Linked DNA regions of Mus musculus: all the other regions are linked to region 2. Evidence: chromatin loops called from intact Hi-C (ENCODE). Cell type or tissue: left cerebral cortex. All regions are shown on one strand.

Region 1 (8,000 bases), 63 kb before region 2:
TGGAGTTACAAGTGATCATGACCAGCTGAGAGTCAGACTCTGTTCCTCTGCAAGAGTAGAAAGCATTACTAGCTGCTAAGCCACCTCTCCAACCCCTTTATCTCATTTTTTTATTTATTCAGGGTCTGCCATTGAGCACCCTAACTTGGCTGGTCATCAAGCCAAGGGATCCCCCAGTCTCCACCACCCTTGTATCATTATTACAAACTCATTCCGTTGCACTTGGCTCTTTAAGTAGGTTCTAGGGAACAAACTTAGGCCCTCTTGTGGGCACAGCAAACATTTCCCAGCCCTTAAAATACTACCTTAAAATTTTTGGAGAAACTTGGGATTACAGTGTAGCCAAGAGAAACACCTGTCTTTATGGAAGATCCCACCCAAAACCCATAATGAATATCCTTGCTGACTCTATTAACAAAGGGAAGGCCAACACTAAAAAAACATGGTTAAATTTAGCATAGCCCAGAGGGATTTCCACATGTTATTAAAAAAGACAGTCCATATAGTGTCTTGGAGGGATTTCTTTGGAATGTTGATAAGGAAAGCAAGGTGAGAAAAAATGTTCTAAGTGGGGTTATCTTCTTTTACTAACAGAAACTTTTACACACATAATTCTTATATGCATATATAATTCTGTGAATACAGCTAGAGAAAAATAGACACCAGGTTTAGAGAATGTGTTAACTGAGCAGACACAAGCAGTGAACACTCATGTTTACATGAGGCAGAAGAGAAGGGAGGAGATGTAGAAGAAAGGAGAAGGACTGCAAAGCATTGGCAATCACATGATTTTGGAAAGAAGCAATGGTACCCACAGTCTAATTTCTCAGTAGCTACAAATCTTCCAATTAAAAAAAACAGCAAACTCACTAGATAGCAAAATAAAAAAACAGAAAATGTTTATGACTTAAGAGTGGGAGAATCAGAAAATAAAGCTACAATACTCTCAGTTCAATTTGAACTTCAGAAGCAGAACTATCATCCTAACACTTGCGAGGTGGAGACTGGCGAATCAGAAATGTGAGGACATCTTCAGCTATGTGAAATTTTGTCTCAAAACATACAAACAAACATATAAATAAACAAAATAATTTTAGAGACAGGACATTATAAACAAACAGAAAAACTAGATATAAATTGGGGAGGGGAGTGGTAACAGAGAATCCCAGGAAGAAAGCAAACCACATGTTTCAACACTACACAAACACAACAGAAGAGGGCACTCTGGGAAGGGCTTTCCTGATCCATTACCTGGATTTGGACTTTCGAGTTTTTTATTTGTTTTGTTTTTTGGTGGTGTTTGTTTGTTTGTTTGTTTGTGTGTTTTTGTTTGGTTCGGTTTCATTTGGCATTTGTTTTTGTTTTGATTGATTGACATATAACAATCATACATGTTGATGGAGTAAAACCTTATGTTTTGACCCATGTAAAATTGTTTAAAGATCAGAACAAGTGGTATATCCATTACCTTAAGCATTTTTGATGATTGCTTTATTTTACTTATGTGTGTGATTATTTTGCCTGCATGAGTATATATATGTGTGTGTGTGTGTGTGTGTGTGTGTGTGTGTGTGTGTGTGTGTGTGTGTGTGTGCCTAGTGCCCTCAGAGATCAGCAAAAAGCATAGATTCCTAGAACTGGAGTTACACATCGTTATGAGAAATCATGTGGATATCGGGAACCAAATCCAGGTCCTCTGCAAGAGCAACAAGTGCTATTAACCACTGGGTCATCCCTCCAGCCCTTCCATTACCTTAATGGCTTGTCATCTGTAGTGAGAATGTTCAAAATCCCATCTTCTAGCTCTTTTGAAAGAGAGCTCTGCCATTCTGTGCAAGCACCCTGCTGTATAGAAATTACTCCTTCCTACCTAACACAGCAAGACTGAAGTGGAAAGAGTGCAGGAGTAGGTTAAAAGGGCATCAAATTCCTGAGAGAAATTTCTGAACAGGAAAAAAAAATGAAGGAAAGAAGAAATGTAAAATGACAGGAAGAGGGCCATCAGAACGGCTCAGGAGGAAGAGGGCTTGCTGCATAAGCCTAATAACCTGAGTCCAATCCCTAAGACCCACAGGCCAATCTTCAGCCATCTCTTTACCCTACTATCCTCCTCCAGAAACCACTGTGCAACTTGTGTAACTTCTACTTCTATGGGGAAGGGGGAGGAGAGAGAAAGACAGAGACAGAGACAGAGAGTAGATCAGAGGACTGCATTGAGTATTGGTTCTCATGTGCCTTCTACCATTTGTTTGCTTGTTTGCTTGTTTGTTTTGGCCAATACTGGAGATCTAACTTAAGACCTAATGCTTGTGAGCACTTTACTACTGAACCCTAGTCCCAGCCTCTTCCTCTTCTTCTTCCTCCTCCTCCTCTTCTTCCTCCTTCTTTTGTTTTAGACAAATCTCTCATTGGCCTGAAACTTCACTAATAAGTCAGGCTCTCTCTTCTGATCACTGCAAACGCCTCACTATGGCTGGGATTACGCACAGACCACAATCTTGGCTTTTTAGTGGGTTCTGGGATCTCAACCCAGATCCTAAACCTGTGGCTAGTGCCTTACATATTGCCAACTGAATCTTCTCTCTAATCCTCCTTTTTAAGACTCTACATGTGGGTGAAATCCGTTAGCATCTGTCTGTAAGTGACTGGCTTATTTTGTTAACACAATGTTCTCCCAATCCATCCACACTGTCACATTTTTGGAGGTCCAGAAAAACTAATTTCACCAAAAATTAAAAATAAAAAACAAAATACTGCCAGAATCAAGTCCCACACAAAATTATTATAAGAAAAAAGAAAGACGGTAGAATTACATCCCCAAGCAACAAAAGCAAGCCAAATAAAAGTGTGCCCACAAAATAGTTGAAAACTGTGCCCGGCTATTTCAAGATAAGCTAGAAGACACTAAGAGAATAACACAAACCGGAATAGAACTCAGAAACTGGGTGACAGAACTCAAGGAAGAATAAAAATCAAAAGGAAAAAAGTCCCTTTGCAAATGAAGATTGAAACAGAAAAGACCAAAAGCAGGTACAAAGGGATAGATAATTCCTGAAGAGAAATGTCTAGAAAGCAAAAATGAGAAAAAGTTTAAGTAAAGAAGAAATTGAGAATCCTAAAAAGGGACCATTGAAATGGCTCAACAGGGAAAGGGCTTGCAGCAAAAGCCTGACAACCTGAGTTCAATCCCCGGGGCCCACAAAAGAGTGGGAAAGAAAGCAGCCCACGAAATTGTCCTCTGACCTCCACACTTGTGCCATGGAATATGAGTGTGTAACAACAATGGATTTGTAAAAAATTTCAAGTGACAAAATGAAAGATGAAAGAGGTCACACAAGGCAAAGCTGTAGAATAGATGTTCATTGCTGTCAGGTGTGCTAGCGTGGGCCTCCCAAGATAATGGAGAACTAAAGCCTGCCGGAGCTACACAATGAACTCTAAGCCATCAAGGGATATATAGCCATACCCTACCTCAAACAAACAACAGAAACTTAACTTTGCTGAAAACTAAAAAAGATTTGGAAGTGTCTATGTGTGGTGGTTTGAATAGGTATGGCCCTGATACCTAATAGTGGCACTATTAAGAGGTATGGCCTTGTTAGAGTAGGTGCAACCTTGTTGGAGGAAGTGTGTCACTGTGGGGGTGGGCTTTGAGGTCTCCTATGCTCAAGCTACACCCAGTGTGGGAAACAGTCTCCTTGTGCTGGTTTCGGATCAAGATGTAGAACTCTTAACTCCTTCTCAAGCACCATAAATGTCTGCACAGTGCCACATTTCTCTCCAGAACAATAACGGGCTAAACCTCTCAAATTGTAAGCCACCCCCAAATCAAATGTTTTCTTTTATAAGAGTTGCACGGTCATACTGTCTCTTCACAGCAATAAAACTCTTAACTAAGAGACACTACGTAAAGAAAGAACTAAATATGTGAAGTTACTCACCCCAATATATCCTAATGTGATTGGACTTTAAGGAAAAATAAAAAATAAATCCCTGGGCATCTAAAAGAAAACTGTCTTCTTAAAAATTATATTGTTTGTTTGTATGTATGTATTTATGTGTGTATGTATATATGTATGTATTTTGCAGTGGTAGGGCAATATGCCAAGGCATATATGGTGAGGCCAGAAGACAAGTTGCAGGAGTCTTTTCTCTTCTTCTCTTTTGGTCCCAGGGACCTCACTCTGGTCATCAGACTTGGCAGACATTGCATTTACTCATGGAACCATTTATATGGTCCTCACATGACTTTTTTTTAAAAATTATTTAATTTATTATATATATATATATATATATATATATATATATATATATAGTTGAGCTTGTATATACATGCAGTGTTCACAGAGACCAGAAGAGGGCATCAGGAACCGGGGTTACTGACAGGTGTGACCTGCCCAACAGGTGCAGGAAATCAAACCTAGGTCCTCTGGAAGAACAGCAAATGCTCTTAACTGCTGAGCCATCTCTCCATCCTCTCCCCACTCCCTATGTGACTTTTAGGAAGCCTAACACTAAGGTATCAGGATGGTCGAGTGACTAAGGCAACAGACCCAAGAATCAATCTGCTCTCAGGTGTTTCCAAGAAATAACAGGGAAGCTTTGCCCACGCTGCTTCAATAATATGGCTGCCTAAACAGACCTGAACGAGTACAAAACTAATAGACATGCTACCACGAAGCAGTGAATCTCATGGGCCCATCCCTAGACAAAGAACCACAGACACCTGAGGGATACCAAGAATAGAGACTCCATAGACTCCAGGGGCAAGTCTCCTAACTGGTTATCCAACACCAAGCAGTCAGCCCTGACATCATAGTCATACAAGTAGCACTAATTTTATTTTCTAAGTTAAAATCTTAAAAAAGAAAATCAGATTTTCATCAGACATTTTCTTACAATACTTTAAGCTAGGAGGAAAAAGGGAAGGAGGAGTGAACCTGAGGGAAAAGGCTAAAATACGGATTTTACTTTTAAGTATAAGGATAGAGTCTGCTGCCTCCATATAAGAGAGCAGTAATATTATCATGGGCCTTTCCTAAGGAATCTGTCTGAAAAACTGGCTGCAGGGACTTACATGTGAGGACAGGAGACAGTCACTGAGTGCACACCTCCCTGGAAAGTCACAGTTAGGCTGGACTGTATTCACTATGGCTATGTGCTCTGACTATATGTACGTCAGTTTTTAGTTTGTTTGGTTTTTGTTTTTTTGTTTTTTTGTTTTTGTTTTTGTTTTTGTTTTTGTTTTTGAAGCAAGGTTTCACTATACAGTACTGGCTGACCTGGAACTCACTATGAAATCCAGGCTGACCGTGAACTCGCAAACAAATCAGTCTCCAGGACTGGGTAAGGGACCTTGTCACCAAGCCTAACCAGCTGAGTTCAATGCCCAGGACCCACATGGTGGAAGAAGCTCCTGCGAGCTGTCTTCTGACACAGCACGCCACGGCATGTGCCACTCTACCCCCAACCCCTACATACAAATAAATGTTTTAAAAATAGTTTAGTTGTTTTCGACCTTACCTTTTTGTCGGTCATTGGCCTGGAGTCCACAGGTCAGACTAGGCTGTCTGGCCAGGGAGCACCAGAGATCTCCTGTTGCTAACTCCCTGTGCTTACACCACAAGCCAGTTTTTACCCAGTGCTGGAAATGAAACTCAGGTCCTCATGCTGACAGGGCAAGCATGTCACCAACTAAGCTCACTCCTCAGCCCTTAGAAGATACACATTTTAATGAGCAAGACTAAACTATAGAGTAAAGATGCACATTTGGGTGGGGGGAAAAAAAGCCTTATAAGAAAGATTCGAGAAAGCAAGAGGTTAATAGGATGGTGTTTATTTTTGGGAAGAGGGGAGGCTGGGGCTTGATTGGTTACCCTGAGGGGCTTCCAGCCTGCCTGGAGGTTTCACTGTTTCAATCGGATAGAGTGCATCTTTAAATAATTCATTAAGGCATGCATTTGTTTGTCTGCTGCTATGCTATAGTATCTCACTGTACTGTAAGTGTTCTTGGAGGCAGATCTTATCTTTTTAAATTGAGTTATTAATGTTATGTGTGACTGTTTTCCTGGCATGTTTGTATGTGCACCATGTGAGTACTTGGTGTCCATGGAAATCAGAGTGATGGATGGTTGTGAGCTTCCGTATGGGTGCTGGAGTTGGACCTGGGTCCACTTCAAGAGCAGCAAGTGTTCTTGATACCTGAGCCACCTCCGTAGCCCCCAGAAGGGTCTATCTTGTCCAGGCTATCCTTGAACTCCTGATCCTCTTGCCTCAGCCTTTCAGGTATTGGAATTATGGCTGTGAGTCATCACACCTATCTAAAAATCAACTGAGTCTGCATTTAAGTCATTTAGATATAAATACTATATTTACTATTAGTATGTTGTCTTAGGGTTTCATTGCTGTGAGGAGACACCATGCCCATGGCAATTCTTATTAAGGACAACATTTCTTTTCTTTGTTTGTTTGTTTGTTTGTTTGTTTGTTTGTTTTCCGAGACAGGGTTTCTCTGTGTAGCTCTGGCTGTCCTAGAACTCACTCTGTAGACCAGGCTGGCCTCGAACTCAGAAATCCACCTGCCTCTGCCTCCCAAGTGCTAGGATTAAAGGCGTGCAACCACCACTGCCCGGCAAGGACAACATTTCATTGGGGCTGGCTTACAGTTTCAGAGGTTTAGTCCATTATCACCATGGTGGAAAGCATGGCAGCATGCATGCAGACATGGTGTTGGAGAAGGAGCTGTGAGCTCTACATCTTGTGCCAAGGGCATCCAAAAAGGAGACTTGCTTACACAGGCAGCCAGGGAGAGGTTCTCTCTTCCACACTGGGTGGAGCTTGAGCACTAGGAGCCCTCAGAGTCCACCTACACAGTGACACACTCTTTCCAACAAGACCACACCTATTCCAACAAGGCCATACCTCCTAATAGTGCCAGTTCCCATAGGCCAAGCACATTCAATCCACCACATATATAATATACTAATATAGTATATATTAATATATACTTCCAGTGTTGTGCGTTCACTGTACATAGAATGCATGTGGTTCTAGGTTCCATCCCTGGGACTGAAAAAGATACAGTGAGAACTAAAGCTCCCTGGTGACTACAACATGCAGCCTGGAATGGAGAGCAGCATCTAAGTATAGCCCTTTACTGTTCCTGATATCTGCACATGAATACTGTGGAAATCAGCATAATATGGCTGCCATGCAATTGCTGAAATGATTCACTTGCAAGGAGAAATGGTTTGCTCTGACTCAGTTTTGGAGATTTTCATTTAACATCAGACAAAACTACTGCTCTGAGTCTAGGGATGTTGGGTGGCATCCTGGTTAGTTCAGCTGTCAACTTGACACACCCAGGAAGAAGCAACCTTAACTGAAAATTGCCTCCATCAGATTGGCCTGTAGGTATACCTGTGGGACATTTTCTTGATTGCTAGGTAATGTAGGAGCCCAGCCCCTATGGGTGGTGCCATTCCTAGGTAAGTGGGCTTGAGCTATAAAAGAAAGATAGCTAACTTGGGAGCAAACCAGCAAGTGGCCTTCCTCCATAGTCTCTTCTTCAGTTCCTGTGTCTGGGTTCCTTCCTCAAGGTCCTGATCTGGTTTCCCTCAGTGATGGGCTGTGACCTGTAAGCCAAATAAGCTCTTTTAAGTTGCTTTTGACCACTATTGTATCACGGTAACAGAAAGCAACTAGGGAAAGTGGTAAGGACCACAAGCATGTCATAGAGAAAACCACTCAACTAGAAAGTAGAGGTCAAAAAAAGAAGAGACTGAGGTCTCACAACCCCTTTGAAGGCACATTCTAAGGTGACCCAAGGGCTCCCTCTAGGCTCCACTTCCCAATTGTTTCACAGTGCCTGTCAATAGTGCCACTCTAGGGATAATGTTGGATCTCTTCCTTGGGGAGATTCAAAATTTAAACTAAAGCAGCCGCTAATCCAGCTATAGATCTAGGATGTATCTGTTAAATGCTTTTCCTATCCAACATTA
Region 2 (8,000 bases):
CGGAGCCCAGAGAGGAACCTAGGGGATGAATACAGAGGATGCTGAGTGTTCTACTATACTGAGTTTATACCATAGGTAAAGGAGCACAGACTCTTGAAAAGGCGTAAGGGGAGGGGATTCTCGGAGATACACCAACAGTCTTTCTGTAGCCCACAACCTGCAAGGAATTTGTTTCCATTTTGAGGATAGTGGAAATGAAGTAGGGGGACCTCAGACCATGTTAAACTTAATCGTTTGATCAAATTATTTCAGGCTGGAGCGGTACCCCAGCAGTTAAGAGAGCTTACTGCTCTTGCAGAGGGCCCAGGTACTGTTCCCAGCACCCACATTGGGCCACTCATAACCATCTATAACTCTAGGTTCCAGAGGGATGCAGCACATCTGGGCTCTGTGGGCATCTGCACTCTCATGCACAATCCCCCACACACACATAGACACACAATTTACAATAATAAAAATAAATCTAAAATGTAAGACATGCTATTTCAAACTGGCATAATGGTCTTTAATCCCAGAAGCACCCGGTTCCCTGCAGGTAGCAGAAAAGGGACTGCCACAATTTGCCAGCTGTCTGTTAAAAACTGAATATCCTGTAGCTTAGACTTATACTCATTAAGAATTTATCCCATATATGTTCACATTTATACAGTTAAGGATAATGACATCAACATTTCAAAAAAAAAAAAAAGTTGGAAGTTACCTATGTGTCCGTGGATATGAACCAATCCAACGCTTATTCAGGGTCTCCCTGTGCCATGGAGAACCAGTCAGCCTTAGAAAATAGCCTAAGAAAATAGCCTTAGAAAATAGGTCTTTGTCTTCAGACATGATGCAATCTCTCAGCTAGTTTTAGTGAAAAAAAAAATATTTCTAGAACAGTTTGAATGTTTGTATAGACAAAAACATTTTCCCCAAAACTACTCAAGAAATGTCAACATGGCTACCTCAAGAAAAAAAAGTGAAGGCAAGAGAAACCTTTAATTTTCAGAATGTACTCTCAACTTGGCATGATGACATACCAAGGATATCATCTCTCAGGACTTAGGAGGCAGAGACAGAGGCTGATGGATCTCTCTAAGTACAGGGTCATCCTGGTCTACACAGTGAGTTCCAGGTCATCCAGAGCTGCATGTGAGGCCCTGTCTCAAAAAAGAAAGGAATATTCTTGTATACTAGTTGATCCCGCCCACCTCCATCATCAAATTTTTCATTATGACGATTTTTATATAATTTTTTCAAAGCACAGTAAAATGTTAAAACGGAAGCAAACACAAACACACCTAAATAAAGGCAATCTTTAAGGAACTGCTTATCTCAGACATCCCCACCCCCACACCCCCAGTGCTTTCACATCTGGCTTTTTCAGGACTCAGGTCCTCATGCAACTCAATCCTGCTTGTAACTTAAGTGCTGTTATCCATTTCAGGGCTACTAAGTGTTCCCGGGACTTCATGTTATTTTGTTATTTCTCTCCTTAGCAAGCTCACAGGTGAAAAAAAAAAACAAACTGGTATTAGGTGGGAACAAACGTTTTAAGTGGGAAACGGCAGGTTCGAACCAGTAATTCTACGGACTGGAGGGCAAAGCGCATCCCGGGTGCTCACACGGAGCTCAGCCCCTGCGGGGCGCACCCGTGGCCCAACGCACACGAGGCTCCACGCTCTGGGGACTCGCGCGCACGCAGCGGCGCGAGCCCGGCGGCGGCAGCAACGTCACAGGCCGAGCTTTCCTTTTCGGGAGTCCCCGGCATACATCCTGTGTCCATGTTTGGTCATTTACGTCACGGCGCCAGGGCCGGGGCCTCCCGAAATGGCAGTGGCCCGGGGAGTCGGAAGCCCGGAGCCAGCGCCGCCGCAGCTATATAAGTGGGGGGACTGTAGGTTGGGGGAGCCCTGTTGCACTTTGGAGAAGCCAGGAGCCGCCACCCGAGGCAGGTGCCGGTGAGCCAGGGCGCCGCGGCCCCCCAACCCTCGTGCCCCAGCCAAGCGCCCGGAGCCTGGAACTGGGGCGCCCGGATTCCCTGCCAGCCGCGCGCGCCCCAGTCCAGCGAGGCCCCGGGCGCCCCGCCGCCACCGCGCCATGCTCCACCTGAGCGACTTCTCCGGCTCCGACGCGCTTCTCTCCAAGCCCACCGAAGGCTGCGCCCACGCCAGCCCCGAGCTGCCCCGGCTGCCTGCTAGGGACGCTCCCTCGGCCGCCGCGTATCCTGGAGGTAAGGAGCGGGTCTGGGAGCTCGAAGACTCTGAACGCGATGAAGGGTGATAGGAGAGGCGCGCGGGGTGGGGGGTGGGGGTCCCCAAGCGCGCAGTACCATTCCCACCCCCACCAAGGCCACAGGCGCCTGTGCGGGAGCCTTGGGTGTGCGCGCCCTGGGGCGTCCGTGGGGGTCCCTCTGCTGCAGGATCGGAAGTGCACGAGGCGCTCTGCGGGTGCCTTGCGCCAGGAGGACTCGGGTGGAGGGGGTCGCAGCTGTAGGCTCCGAGGCACGCCCTTTGAGGTGTGCGGGGCTGATGCGTGGTCCCTCCTTTGGCAGGCGACTTCTTGAGCTGGGCTTTGAGCAGCTGCGGCGCCGGGGGGGACTTAACAGACTCCTGCTTCCTGGAGGGCCCTGCACCCACGCCCCCTTCGGGCCTCAGCTACAGCGGCAGCTTCTTCATCCAGGCGGTTCCCGAACACCCGCACGACCCGGAGGCCCTCTTCAACCTCATGTCTGGCATCTTGGGCCTGGCACCCTTCCCCGGTCCCGAGGCGGCAGCGTCTCGGTCCCCCCTGGATGTCCCTTTCCCCGCGGGCCCCGATGCCTTGCTGCCGGACCTCTACTCCCCAGATCTGAGTTCGGCCGCCTTTCCGGAGGCGTTTTGGGAGGCAGCGCCTTCGGCGGGCGCTCCCTCGCAGTGCCTGTTCGAGCCCCAGCTCTCCCCGCCCGACGTCAAGCCAGGGCTGCGGGCGCCTCCCGCTTCGCCAGCGCTGGACGCTGCTGCTTCAGCCTTCAAAGGGCCCTATGCCCCCTGGGAGCTGCTGTCGGCCGGGGTCCCGGGGAACTGTGGGTCGCAGGGGAGCTTCCAGACCACCCCGGAGGCCCGCTTCTCTGCAGTAGGGACCAAGGTCGAGGACCTGCTGTCCATCAGCTGCCCCGCCGAGCTGCCCGGCCCGGCCGCCAGACTCTACCAGGCAGGGGCCTACGACACCTTCTCGTTGGCCCCAGGTGACTTAGGGGAGGGGACCGAGGGCCTCCCGGCGCTGCTGACCCCTCCCGGCGGGGAGGGAGGGAGCGGCGGCGAAGGCGGAGAGTTCCTGGCCGCCCCTCCGGCGCAGCTGTCCCCTCTAGGCCTGCGCGGTGCCGCCACGGCGGACTTCTCCAAACCCCTGGTGGCCGATCTCCCGGGGGGCAGCGGCGTGGCCGCGCCCTCATCCCCCGCCGCATCCTTCCCCGCGGCCAAAGCCCGACGCAAGGGACGCCGGGGCGGCAAGTGCAGCGCGCGCTGCTTCTGCCCGCGGCCGCACGTCAAGGCCTTCGCCTGCCCGGTGGAGAGCTGCGTGCGGAGCTTCGCGCGCTCCGACGAGCTCAACCGCCACCTGCGCATCCACACGGGCCACAAGCCCTTCCAGTGCCGCATCTGCCTGCGCAACTTCAGCCGCAGCGACCACCTCACCACGCACGTGCGCACCCACACGGGCGAGAAGCCCTTCGCCTGCGACGTGTGTGGCCGCCGCTTCGCGCGCAGTGACGAGAAGAAACGGCACAGCAAGGTGCACCTAAAGCAGAAGGCGCGCGCGGAGGAGCGCCTCAAGGGCCTGGGCTTCTACTCGCTGGGCCTCTCCTTCGCCGCGCTGTAACCGGAGCTGGCCCCGTAGGTCGGGGGCGCCGGGTGCTCGGCGCACGCGGCACGGTCCGGCCGGTCCCTCGTTCCCCGCTGCCCTCCCTGCCTCTTCCACGCACGTCCGGGGCCACCCGCAGTCCAGCTCCAGTTTCCCCCGAAGCGCCCGCCGCTCACGCCCTTCAGCACGGGTTCCGCGGACAGCGCCCGCTGTTCGGGAGCCGCCTTCCTCCAGCCAGCCTCTCTGGGGACAGTCCTCTCGGTCCACCCACAGAACAGGCACTTCCTTGGGACTGAAGAAAGTGTTTTTGTAACTGGCGTACGCCCCACGCCTTCCTCTTTATCCCTCCCCAGAGACAAGCTGGGGATGTACCGAGCCGGTCTCTTAAGAACTTTGTACAGCAAGTCTTTGGATGTGATGTTTTTGCTTTGGGGTTATTTCCTTTTTGTTGTTCATTTTTTGTAAAGCAGACGCTACTCTCAAGCATTTGACAAAACTGTTTATTTTTGCAATTAAAATTATTGTGCTAAAAGCTTACCGAATCTGCCTTGTAAAAACTCCTAACAGTGATCTCTTTAACTTCACTCCCAGGACAGTATATGCCAGGAGACAGGAAATACCCACATGGTGAGATTCAGGCCTCCGACATTACTGACAAACACTCCTACAAGACACTGTGATTCACATTAGGCATTTAATAAATATAAGAGAATGAACTGATGTACTTCTTCACTGCTGACTTAAGGATTAGCAGTGTTTCTGGAACCAAAAGTGGAAGGCAAAGGTAGTAACGTCATGATATCCTCTAGGCCTCAGTCTCTAGTACCAATCTCAGAGCAGGAGGCAGTCAGTGCAAGTCGATTACTGTGTAATCCAACTGGAAACAACCAGGGTCGGTTATCCCTAACTCAGGAGCTTGCTTTCCAGCCCCAAATGGAAGGGAGGATGAGCCTTTGGAAAAGGCTTCCTTTCAAACAGGAAAGATTTGGCACTAGAGGGCGCCCTGGGCAGTAGAGGCCGATGCATTTTAGTGAAATGTGACTACTCTGTTAGCATTTGCTACCACAGATACATCTGTTCAAGAATCACTGCTGTAAAGACCAAAAGGGTCTCTGGGTTTATCTAGGCCAGACCCGAGGCTGTGAGGAACAAGCCAGAGGCTCCTGGAAGGGCCCTCCCTCTCCAGATGACAGTCCTTTTATTAAACAGCCGAACTCACGGCACAGTCAAAACCCTTGCCAAAACTTTACTTCCAGGTTAACCGTTTATGGTTTGGGGGTGCAGGCAGGCACAGAAAACCATGATCCTGTAATAGGGAAGGTGGGACATCCTCTTTATTCTCTTGATTTGCTCCTCAAAGTCTTTTCTACCTTGGGCTGTATAAAAGGCCTACAGTTGCACCTCCTGAATGACAGCTCTATGCTAAAGCAAGGGTGGGTCAACTCAGCTGAAGAGAGGGACGGAGGCAGGGAGAGAGAATATTTAGAGGTCAACTTTATGTAACGTTCTTCAGGAGCCATCTACTAGGGGTTTTGGTTGTTCCTATCTCTGCATGTGTGTACATGTATGTGCATGTGCCTTTGCAAGTGCATACCTTTGCAGAGGAGGATGTCAGATGACCTCTGTCACACCTCACATATACTTTTTTGTTTGTTTTATTATTTTGGATGCATAAATGTTTTGCCTGAATGTATGCATGTGTATTTGGTGCCTACAGAAGTCAGAAGAGAGTGTCCGATCCTCTGGAACTGGAGTTTCAGATGGCTACGGCACACTGTATGGGTTATGGGAATCAAACCTCAGTCCCCTGCAAGAGTAATAAGTGCGCTTAACCACCAGGCCATCTTCCCCAACCCTCTTGCACTGTAGTGTCTCTCTCTCTCTCTCTCTCTCTCTCTCTCTCTCTCTCTCTCTCTGTCTCTTTTATTTTTTCTGATACGGTCCCTCAGAAGCTGAAGGTTTGGGGGGGGGGTGTTTGGCTAGAGTAGGCAGCCTGTAAATCTCCTAGATACCCCTGTCTCCTCCACCCCTCAACCCTGGGTTACATGCACCTACAAGTTATTAGTGGCCATGCTCAGCTTTTACAGTGTGTACCGGTTATTAAAATTCAGACCCTCCTGCTAGCACAGCACATGAGCTTACCCATTGATCATCTATCTTGCTTAGTTATTTTGTTTTGCTGAAGAAATGTAGCTTTCTTAAAGGAAAAGGGAAAACATCCCCAGAGTAGAGAATACACCAAGAGAGAAATACTCTGTCTTGGTTTTTGAGATAAGGTCTATCTCTCACTGGACCTGGCTGACTGTCCTGTCAGTGAAGGCCAGGGATCCCCTGTTTCTGACTCCCCAGCTCAGGTATTATAATCTGCCCAGATTTTCTTTTTTAGCATAGGTTCTGGGGCTGGAATTTAAGTCGTGCTGCCAAGGCAAGCACTTTACCAACTGATCTCTCTCCTGCCCCCAGCTCCTCTTGAACCAGGAAAGACCTCACACAGATGCCTGGATTGGTGCTCCTGCTTTCTCAGCACCCCTCCCCCATATGCTTGCCCTCCAGTAACCTGTGATTAAAAACGTTGTCCCCTGCAGGGGAGCACCTTAAGCAAGGAGGTGAACAACAACAAAGCCACCCCAAAACTAAACAGATGCACTAGGCCCTTCCCTTTCTTCCAGAGTAAGCCGAGCCCAGTTGCAAAGACCCCAACTAGGTGAGCAACCAAGAGGACTCAGAGACTGGATCAGGTGCCTGAGATCAGCCAAGCTGCCTGGACGAGGTTTAGAGCAGATGAAGTGCCTGGAAAAGACACTCTCCAGCCTGCTGAGCTGCCAGCAGGCTGTGTGCAGTGCCACGTTTTCCCAGCTTTTACAAGCTGTGTCATGCATGCTGCAGTGGGCCTTGGTGATACAGCTGTCTTTGAGTCATGCCTGCTCCTGTAAGTAATGTCAATAAAACTCACTGGTTCACCAGCTTGGACTTTGGTGGTATCTGTACTTTAGTCTGTCATGGGTTCGCTACCAGGGATGAATACATGAATCTGTTTCGTCTCCTCAGGAAAGGTTTTGTCACCCAAATGCAACCCCAACAGCTGACCAGAGACAAAATGACTGAGACTTGTAGCCTTAGATATTAAGTCATTCTCTCCCTAGGTATTAAGTGCCCTCTCAGGACTGAGGACTTATGTCTAATAAACCAATTTTGACAAATTGATGCTGTCTCTTCCAAAAGAAATGCTATTTCAGAAGTATGGCCTGCAGAGGGCAATATTTAACCCTTTGGAGCCCAAGTGATGGATTGACTGCCAGACACTGAGAGGTAAGTGGTAGATTCAGGAGACCTGAGCTAAAAGGTGAGCCACATTATCTTTCTGACTATACCTTCAGACATACACACTCATAGGCATGACCTCAGACTTCATTTCTATACAGAGTAGGCAAGGCAGAGCATGGAGGCCCAGCTTTTCTTCTTTTTCTTCAGGTTTTATTGATTCTTTGTGAGTCATGCAGCCCAGTCCCACTCATCTCCCCATCCCCTTGTATCCACTCTCTGCCTTTGCAACCACCCCCCTAAAAAATAAAAAACACACAACAAAAAACAAACAAACAAACAAAAAAACAAAGCATAGAAAAATCTCATCGTGGAAGCTGTAGTGTGTCCCACAGTGTGTCCCTCTGTAATCTCTTGCAAATGTTCACTGCAATGAGTCATCATCCTGGTTTGATGTCTCTGGCTTCTGTGTCATGAAGACCCTGCAGCTTTGGATCCCCAGGACAGAAAAGGCCCATAGCTTAAGCAGCACCAAACCACACCACTGGAACAAAAGGAGGTCATATAGGCAGGCCGTCATCAGCGGCTAGTCTCTGAACCAGAACGCCCTTGCCAGCTTCTGCTGGGTTCCATCACTGTGGTCCTCTCCCTCCCTTCTCTGATTTCCTCATACCCTACTATTAAGTTTAACGGGATAAGAAAAGGGAACTCAGGAAAGCGACTTTGTAGTAATCCTGGTGACTGGCCAAGAAGTCCTCTTCATCCCCATGTAGTGGAGATTCCCCAGGGACCTTGAAGGAAGAGAATGTTAGGCCAGATATGGAGAAAATTAAAGTCAATCAGAAAACCCAAATTGAAATCAAAAAAGCATCAAGGGGCTGTCAGTTCATTTTTATTTTAGCTTGATTTTTATTGTTTTG
Region 3 (8,000 bases), 76 kb before region 2:
TCCATAGTAAGATTCTGTCTCAAACACAAAACAAAATTTCCACGGGAGGAGAAAGACACCCCAAGCTCTAAGAAGCAGTATTTTTCTACTTCAATTAGACAGGTCACTGTAATACAGAAAAACAATTTTCTCGTATTAGGTATGGTAAGTGGACTAATTTAAGAATTCCTCCACTAGACCTAAAGAAATAAATTTAAATATTCATGGCTATTAAAATAAGTCAGAAGAAAGTAAGTTAGGAAAGGTCTTCAAAAGTATAGCTTTCACTATGGTCTAGATGTAGATAACATACTACTTAAAATTTCTAGCCCAGACCACTTCTCTAATTTTTAAAACCAAATTCAATCTATCACCCACCCAGACAATTCATCACCTGCTCAAAGCCACCACAGATGCGGTCCATCTCAAAATCAGCACAAGCATTTACTCACTAACCTAATACCTGGACACTACCCTCCACATCCAATCCACTATGAAGTACCACGATTTTGCTTTCTAAAAGTTAATGTTATTTTGGGATGGGTGGTGTATGCCAAGTTATTCTAATCTCAGAGCAAGGCTATTTTGTTTTGGCCTCAAAGCAGGCTAGGTTTCAAAGCAAAGGCCCTGCCTCCTTCAGAAAGATCTAGCTTAACAGGCCCTGGCTGCAGCCTGTCTCAGAACATACTGAAATCACTGTCTCCACTCTTTAATGAGCGCACTAGACCATCAGAAATTTGACCCCCTGTGACTCATACCTTCAACTGCACAGTCATAAGAAAACAAAAAGAGAAAGAAAAGAAATGCACAAGGAGTCGCACCAGACAAGACCTAAGCAACCAGAGAGCAGCACCATGACACTTGAACAGTGCCAGAAAAGCTCCCCACTAAAGAACCTAAACTTTCTATTTCTGCCCTTTTGGCTTGTGAATTCATTCACAGCACCATGTCACCAGCCCATCAACCCTGTTTCTGGCATGACAAACATCTCGAAACAACCTATTTCTCCTATTCCCATCAATTTCCCCATTCTATGTAAACCAAGCTGGCCTGGAACTCCAGACCCACCTGCCTTTGCCTATGAATCGGAGGTTCCCAACCTATGGGCCTCTACCCCTTGGGGGTTGCATATCCTGCATTTACTTTAGGATTTATGACAGTAGCAAAATTACAGCTATGAAGTGATTTTATGGTTCAGGGTCACCACAACATGAGATAGAAAAGAGTCGCATTAGGAAGGTTGGGAACCATTGCTCTAAATGCTGGAATTAAAAAGTATACGACACCACACCCTGCTCACTTCCTTGTTCTAAAACCCTTTTTGCCTGACAGCATTGCCCGGGTCCTCTAATTACTGTCCTTCACTTAGTCAGGCTGCTCGAATCCCCCTTGCTAGCACAGCTAGCTACACTATTAATTTTCTTGCTGGAATACAAATCTGATCACAAACTTCTTTATTGACTTCCCAAAACTCCAGAGATAAAGCCTCAAAATGCCTGGCATAACACATAAAGCCTTATAGTCCAGACTCAACTCGATGGCCTTCTTTTTCTTGAAAATGTCATGCTTTAAATGATGTGGTCCAGCAGTAAGTACAATGTTTGCCTAGCTTGCTTAAAGGCCCGGGTTCAATCCTAACCCTATAAAATAAAAAATAAAAAACAAATGTAAAATGTGAAAAAGTCACACTCTTGCTAACCAACAGTGCCTTGTTTTATCTATGCTTTGTTTAACCCCTTGTTTACTAGCCTTGCAGTCTTCAAGGTAACTCCCCAACCTCACTGACAAGTCCAGGTTACCTATTTCATGCATTCATTTTTTTTATGCATGCATTTTTGTATATAGCAGTTTTACTTATGAGATCATGTGAATTTTATCTGCCTCCCTCTTTAGAATGGGAACACTAGGAAGGCAGCAGTTTAGTTCACCATGATTTCCTTAGTATCAAGTACAAGGTAAACACTTAAAGTATAAGCTGAATGAATTTAATACCACCTAGCAAGCAAACATCATGTATTGCTTTTTGACAATCACAGTCCATACTATCACTGTGATAATGAAATTGTTCTGCAATTGCTTTGTCCAACGTGACAGCCACTAAGCAGGTCTATTAAGCACTTGAGAAGTGTACAGGATCACTGAATTCCTAATTTTATTCATTCCCCTTCCCCAATACTAGGGCTTGAAAACTCAAGTCCTTGCACACACTAGGCAAGACCTCTCTACCACTTAAATACACCACCAGCCTTTCTAGTGTTACTTAAAACTAATTCGTATGTAAAGAACCACACGTGACCATACTGACCAACAACGCAGTTCCTGATAGTTAAAAAGCATTAATAGCACGGTTAGTTTCAAAATGATCTTGGTAGGACCTCTGTAAACTTGGCTCTTCCTCTATTTGGTCCTAACTTGGTGCTTTCTAATTTTCCAGACCAGAGCTGCCTCACAAGCTTTCTTTCATTCCAAGTTCCTGCCACTGGCTAGGAACCTATTAATTGCTACAAGTGCAAAGACACACAATGGGCGGGAAGACACACAAAAGCTCACGCAGAATACTTAACCAACAATAATTCCTAGTGGGGGGGGGGGGGTGAGGGGGGGATGTTTCTTGCACTTCAATAAAACTAAGGTGTTAAATGCTAAACGTCTCTCCACCAGTTAGCTATTCCCTAGACTCCCTCCCCAGCTCCCACCTCCTGCCAAAGAAGCCTTTCTAACTGCTCGCTCTGGGAGTACCGGCTCCCAGCGCCATCTGTCTTATCTGCCCTACTTTAAAAACAAAAACAAACAAACAAAACAAAACGAAAAAAAAAAAAAAACGGATCCACTGAGAGGCGCAGGAAACACGGAGCTGTCAATGTCAGGAAGAACCTAAGACTACAAAGAACCTGCCAGCCCCACAAGCAAGGTGTACAGTCCATAAGCAAGGCGACCCGCAGCGCGTAGGTCCCGATATCCTGGACCCAGTTCAGTAGCTCAAGCATCTCTACAGTCGCTTGGCCTCAGCCCCGCTCCTCCCCACAGCCCAGCTCCGGGCTACAGAGCCGCTTCTCACCTCAGTCTTGCCCAGATGCTCCACTGGGGTGTACCGGAGCCGCGGGGACAGAGGCGGAGGCGGAGGCGGAGGCGTGGGAGGGGGCAGAGAGAAAGCACTGCCAGGACGGTCGGGGTGAGCCTGCAGCCAGGCTTTAGCCAGCTCGTCCTCCTCTTCGTCCGAGCTCTCCTGCCGCTGGGACTCGTAGTTAAAATCCAAGTCGGGCCCCGCCTCTTCGAACTCTTCCAGTCTCCCACTCTCCTCAGAGGTCAGGGCCTCCTCGGTCGCCGCCGCCGAGGCGTTCTCCACCTCTTTCTTCCCCTCCTCTTCCTCGCCCTCCTCCTCCTCTTCTTCCTCCTCCTCCTCCAGCTCGTCAGGCCACGGCAGGTCCTCAGGCTCCATGTTGGCCTCGCGCTCCAGGCGCCTTTGGAAGAGGAGGAGAGGGGGAGGGGCGAGGAAGGGAGGGGAAGCGAGTTGACTGGCGGTTGCGGCTGCGCGCAGGCGCACCTGCCCTCACTGCCTCACGCGGGGCGGAGCTGAGAACCAGCCCGCGCGTTGCTAGGGACGCCCCGCGGGGAGCGCGGGAAAGCCGCAGAAGAGCGTCACTAGACCTCGCTCACAGTACCGTATGCTCACAATAAACCTAGTCCGGGCTTTGGGGACGCTAGGGGTCCTGCACAAAGTCACCCATGATTTTTTATCTCTTGCCCTAGAATAAACCAATAATAGTCACGTTCGCAAGTTACAAATTTTAAGGTTAGTGCCAGTCTACCTAGCAGTAGTGAATCTAATGGGATGAGTGAATAGTTAAGAGAGAGAGGGAGAGAGAGAGAGAGAGAGAGAGAGAGAGAGAGAGAGAGAGAGAGGGAAGAGAGGAGAGATAGTTGGGATCTGACTAAACCACAAGCAACTGTGTGAGAAGCGCCTATAAAACGAGGTTAAGAAACCAACCCCGGCCTGGAGAGATGGCTCACGGATTCAATTCCTGAGTTCAATTCCCAGCAACCACATGGTGGCTCACAACCATCTGTAATGGAGTCTGGTGCCCTCTTCTGGTGTCTCTGAAGAGAGCAATGGGAGTGTACTCATGCATAAAATAAAAGAAGGTGGTGGCGCACGCCTTTAATCCCAGCACTTGGGAGGCAGAGGCAGGCGAATTTCTGAGTTCTAAGACAGCCAGAGCTACACAAAGAAACCCTGTCTTGAAAAAAAACCCAGAAATATTAATAAATAAATAAATAATAAAATAAATAAATCTTTTTTTTAAAAAACGAAAAGAAAGAAACCACACACACACACCCTCAGGGCTGAAGAGATGGCTCCACCAGTAAGGCATCTACACCACAAACTGGAGTTTGATTCCCAGAACTCACATAAAAGTGGAAGGCAAGAACTAACTCCCCTAAATTGTCTTTACTGAGTGCACACACAATAGTATAAAGGTAGCTGGATCAGGTAGTACACGCCTTTATTCTCAGCACTTGAGACGAAAAGGCAGGTAGATCTCTGAGTTCAAAGCCAGCCTGGCCTACATAGGGAGTTTCAAGACACCCAGGGTGACATAGACAGACTGCCACAAAAAAAAAAAAAAAAAAAAAGTCTTTAAAAGAGGGCAGGCAGCATGGCTTAGCAGGTAAAAGCACATGACCCTCCATCCTGCCCAACAGGCTTCCAGTAGCAACGCTGTACCTCTTAAACCAACTGTGAAACGAATCATTTCTAATTCAAACCATCACAGAGAGACATTTGTCCATGTCTCCCCAGAAGAAGCCACAACACTGTGCCTAGTGTCTGGAACAGCCTCTGGCATTTAAGGAGCTGCTCAGCGAACACTGTCAAGAGAGAGCAACAGAGTACAGATTGAACTGACAGGCCAGGAGATAACAAATAGAATACTGGAGTCCTGGCTTCCCCTGGGATTCCTAGAGCTGTCTGCCTACTGGAGAACTCTTGACTTCCTCTCCCAGCTAGCAACTAGGGGTCCTCAGACAAGCAAAGAGTGAAGGGCACCTCCAGGTGTTTGTGTGGGAGGAGAGAGGCTCACTGTAACTTTCAGTTGACACCAGGTGGCAAACCCTCATGTAGGATGAATCATTGCCACCAATGGCTAAAGAAATCCATTAACAGCTTCAAAAAATGATTATACGTAGCATATATAGAAAAATGTATATGTATATAAGTGTGTGTATATCTGTGTGATTGGGGAAATAGATGGGCAGATAAATACATACAAAAAATATGATAAAGGACCAGAAAATTTAGGAAAACATAAAAGAAATATATAATAAACCAGTGAAGGGAAAATTAAGTATTCATTAAATTTCCATTTGCTCTCATTTCTGTCACTGTGATTAAATACCTAACAAAAAGGGTTTATTTTAGCTCACAGTCACGCGCTATTTGCAGTCCATCACAACTGGAAAACCGAGACAGCAGGTCACACCACATCCACAGCCAAGAATAGAGGAATTAACACATGTGTGCCTGCTTGCTTGTGAGAGACTGATTGTCTTAAACTGACTTGTGTTGGAAGGTCCCGCTCACTGTCTGTGCCTTTACTCCTTAGGCAGAGGGTCCAGAACTAGAAAAAGGAGAAAAACTGAACTGAGAACAATCAAGAAACATGCGTATATTCCTTTCTCTCTGCGCATGGCTGTGGGTGTGATGTGACTCACTGTGTTAAACACCAGAACTTTCCCACCCTGCTGGTCTGTGCCCTCAGACTGTGAGCCACAATAAGCCGTTCCTCCTTTAAGTTGCTCTTTGTCAGGATGTTTCATCCCAGCAACAGAAAAGTAACTGAGGCCAAGTCTCACTGAGCATGATGATCAATTCCAGATAGCCCACATTTTCAAGACCTTTTGTTTGGAACCCACTCTCAGGTATCCATATCTATTCCAGCAGGTTTGGGGTTTTTTTTGTTGTTGTTGTTTGTTTGTTTGTTTTGTTTTTGTTTTTGTTTTTTCCAGTTATAAGTACTAGAAGTGACTAATCTGGTCAGCTTGCTTGCTTGCTTGCTTGCTTGCCGTAGGATCTCACTCTGTTGCCCAGGTTGTCTTGGAACTTTGTAGCTGATTTCGAACCTGTTGGGATGATCCTTTCTTAACTTCTCTAGTACTAGAACGATAGGCATCAGCCACCATGCTTAGCTTCCTCTACTCATTTTAACTGAAAAGGAAATGCATTGGAAAGAAGCAATCTAGCTCACACACCTGGCAAAGCAGAACCTCCCAGATAAGTCACAGTCTTGAAAAATGGAACGAAGTGCTGTTTGAAGACATCAGCATAGTGCAACTAAACCACGTTGTATGAAACAGGATGAAATCACAAGAAGCATGAAGCTGCATGACTCAAAACAGACAATTACATAGCCACAATTTATAATCATAATGTAAGGAGCAACACAATAACCCAACACTCCTCACTTTTGCAACTGGACACAAACCTTAGCATATCGCTTTCACCCTTTTCATATCTACTTCATGTCTCAGCCTATATCACAGGGTCTTTGATCCATTAGGTGACTCCAAACTATTTCTGAGAGAATCTTACCTACATAAGGTGACTGTCATCTTCCATTACATGATATTGCTAGACAGGTCATTCTAACAGAACGCCCCCAGAAAATCACCTGTGTTCCAGATATATTCCTTGTAAAACACTTTTTTCAGATTCATTTATTAATGTGTAGGAATGTTTCTCTGCATCTATGTATGTGCACCACGTGTGTGCCTGGTACCTGAGGAGGCTAAAGGAGGCTATGGAATCCCTTAGAACTGGAGTTACAGGTAGTATGAGCCACCATCTGGGGCCCAGGACCACTGCAAAAACAAGTACTCTTAACCCATAAGCAATCTCTCTCCAGATATAGTCTCTCCTTACTCCACATTGTCATACTCTCTCTAGTTCCCTTGGTAATCCGAATCCATTTGCTTGACCAATTAGAAAGCCCCTTTCTGACTTATTAAGCCAAGTGCATGAAAAGTAAACCATCAAGCATCAACTTCCCGTTCATATGAGCTCTTGTTACATCCTTGTTGAAAACTAATTCTATCAATCCAGAGTCCCAGAGACAGAAATGTGACAAAATTCAAAGTTTTACATTGAAAATTCACAACTGCTTTTACTCATTTGGTTCCCAGGTCTATGAATTCTGACTGTGGAAGAAATTTCACTATTCCTGAGATGGTAACATTTCAGAAGTGAGAAGGTACCCACTTCCCTTCCCCTGACTTCCCTGGTTATCTCACATTTGGCTTAATAACAGTCTGAACAGCCTGAAAGTTGACACCGGAAGCTCACGGTGAGGAAGGTCATAAAAAGACCTGCAATTTTTTTTTTTTTCGAGACAAGGTTTCTCTGTGTAGCCCTGACTGTCCTGGAACTCACTCTGTAGACCAGGCTGGCCTCGAACTCAGAAATCCGCCTGCCTCTGCCTCCCAAGTGCTGGAATTAAAGCCGTGTGCCACCACCGCCCGAAAAGACCTGCAATTTCTATAAGTTTCTTCTTTCTTAGACAAAGTGAGAGAAGGTGTTATACAGAGATATACATGTGAAAGATAATAAGGAATTTGGATAAAAATTACATGGTTATGGAAGCTGAAAAGACCCACAACAGGCTGGAGACTCAGGGATCTTGGTCCAAGGAATCTTACATATAACTTTAAATCTGAGGCATAAGGACTCAAGAATCTGATGCAATCCCAAAACTGAGATTCAAGAGCAAGACGTAAAGAATCTGGACTTCACAAACTGCGTGGTGGTGGTGGCACATGCCTTTAATCCCAGCATGCAGGAGGCAATAGATCTCTGAGTTCAAGGCCAGCCTGGTCTATAGAGTGAATTCCAGGATCACCATCACTACATAGAAAAAACCCTGTCTCGAAAAACAAACAACAAAAACAAACAAAGAATCTGGGCTTCACAAAAGACAGAGTTCTACCCAGGGCCCCAGCTGATTGGATGATGCCAGCCTACACAGAGA

What was found. A loop is a pair of places that touch in the nucleus more often than their neighbours do. Peaks named below come from ENCODE experiments on the same cell type or tissue, not always from the same donor. Only the 100,000 strongest peaks of a DNase experiment are listed, where the experiment ranks them.
Region 1: a loop joins it to region 2, with 3 times the contacts of the local background. A loop is called at or near these places in 5 of 42 quality-filtered maps.
Region 3: a loop joins it to region 2, with 5 times the contacts of the local background. A loop is called at or near these places in 5 of 42 quality-filtered maps.

Annotation. Positions count from the first base shown.
Region 1 is chr6:85,570,544-85,578,543 of GRCm38, reverse strand. No RefSeq gene overlaps it. Among named protein-coding and RNA genes, the nearest start is that of Alms1, 13 kb to the left of the region's middle. In left cerebral cortex, CTCF peaks have their summits at 267 (motif pointing left), 1,213 (motif pointing right) and 4,379 (motif pointing right); DNase peaks (open chromatin) are centred at 2,685 and 2,803.
Region 2 is chr6:85,507,477-85,515,476 of GRCm38, reverse strand. Egr4 (early growth response 4) reads left to right here and starts at 1,888. Exons shown (of 2, transcript NM_020596.3): 1 at 1,888-2,212; 2 at 2,534-4,356. The coding sequence starts at 2,080. The coding sequence ends at 3,837. In left cerebral cortex, a CTCF peak has its summit at 4,809 (motif pointing right); DNase peaks (open chromatin) are centred at 4,088, 4,800, 5,420, 6,666 and 4 more places; H3K4me3 peaks cover 2,925 bases; H3K27ac peaks cover 2,096 bases.
Region 3 is chr6:85,583,064-85,591,063 of GRCm38, reverse strand. Alms1 (ALMS1, centrosome and basal body associated) reads right to left here and starts at 3,533. Exons shown (of 23, transcript NM_145223.2): 1 at 3,038-3,533. The coding sequence starts at 3,418. In left cerebral cortex, a CTCF peak has its summit at 4,066 (motif pointing left); DNase peaks (open chromatin) are centred at 2,733, 3,496 and 4,090; H3K4me3 peaks cover 1,599 bases; H3K27ac peaks cover 659 bases.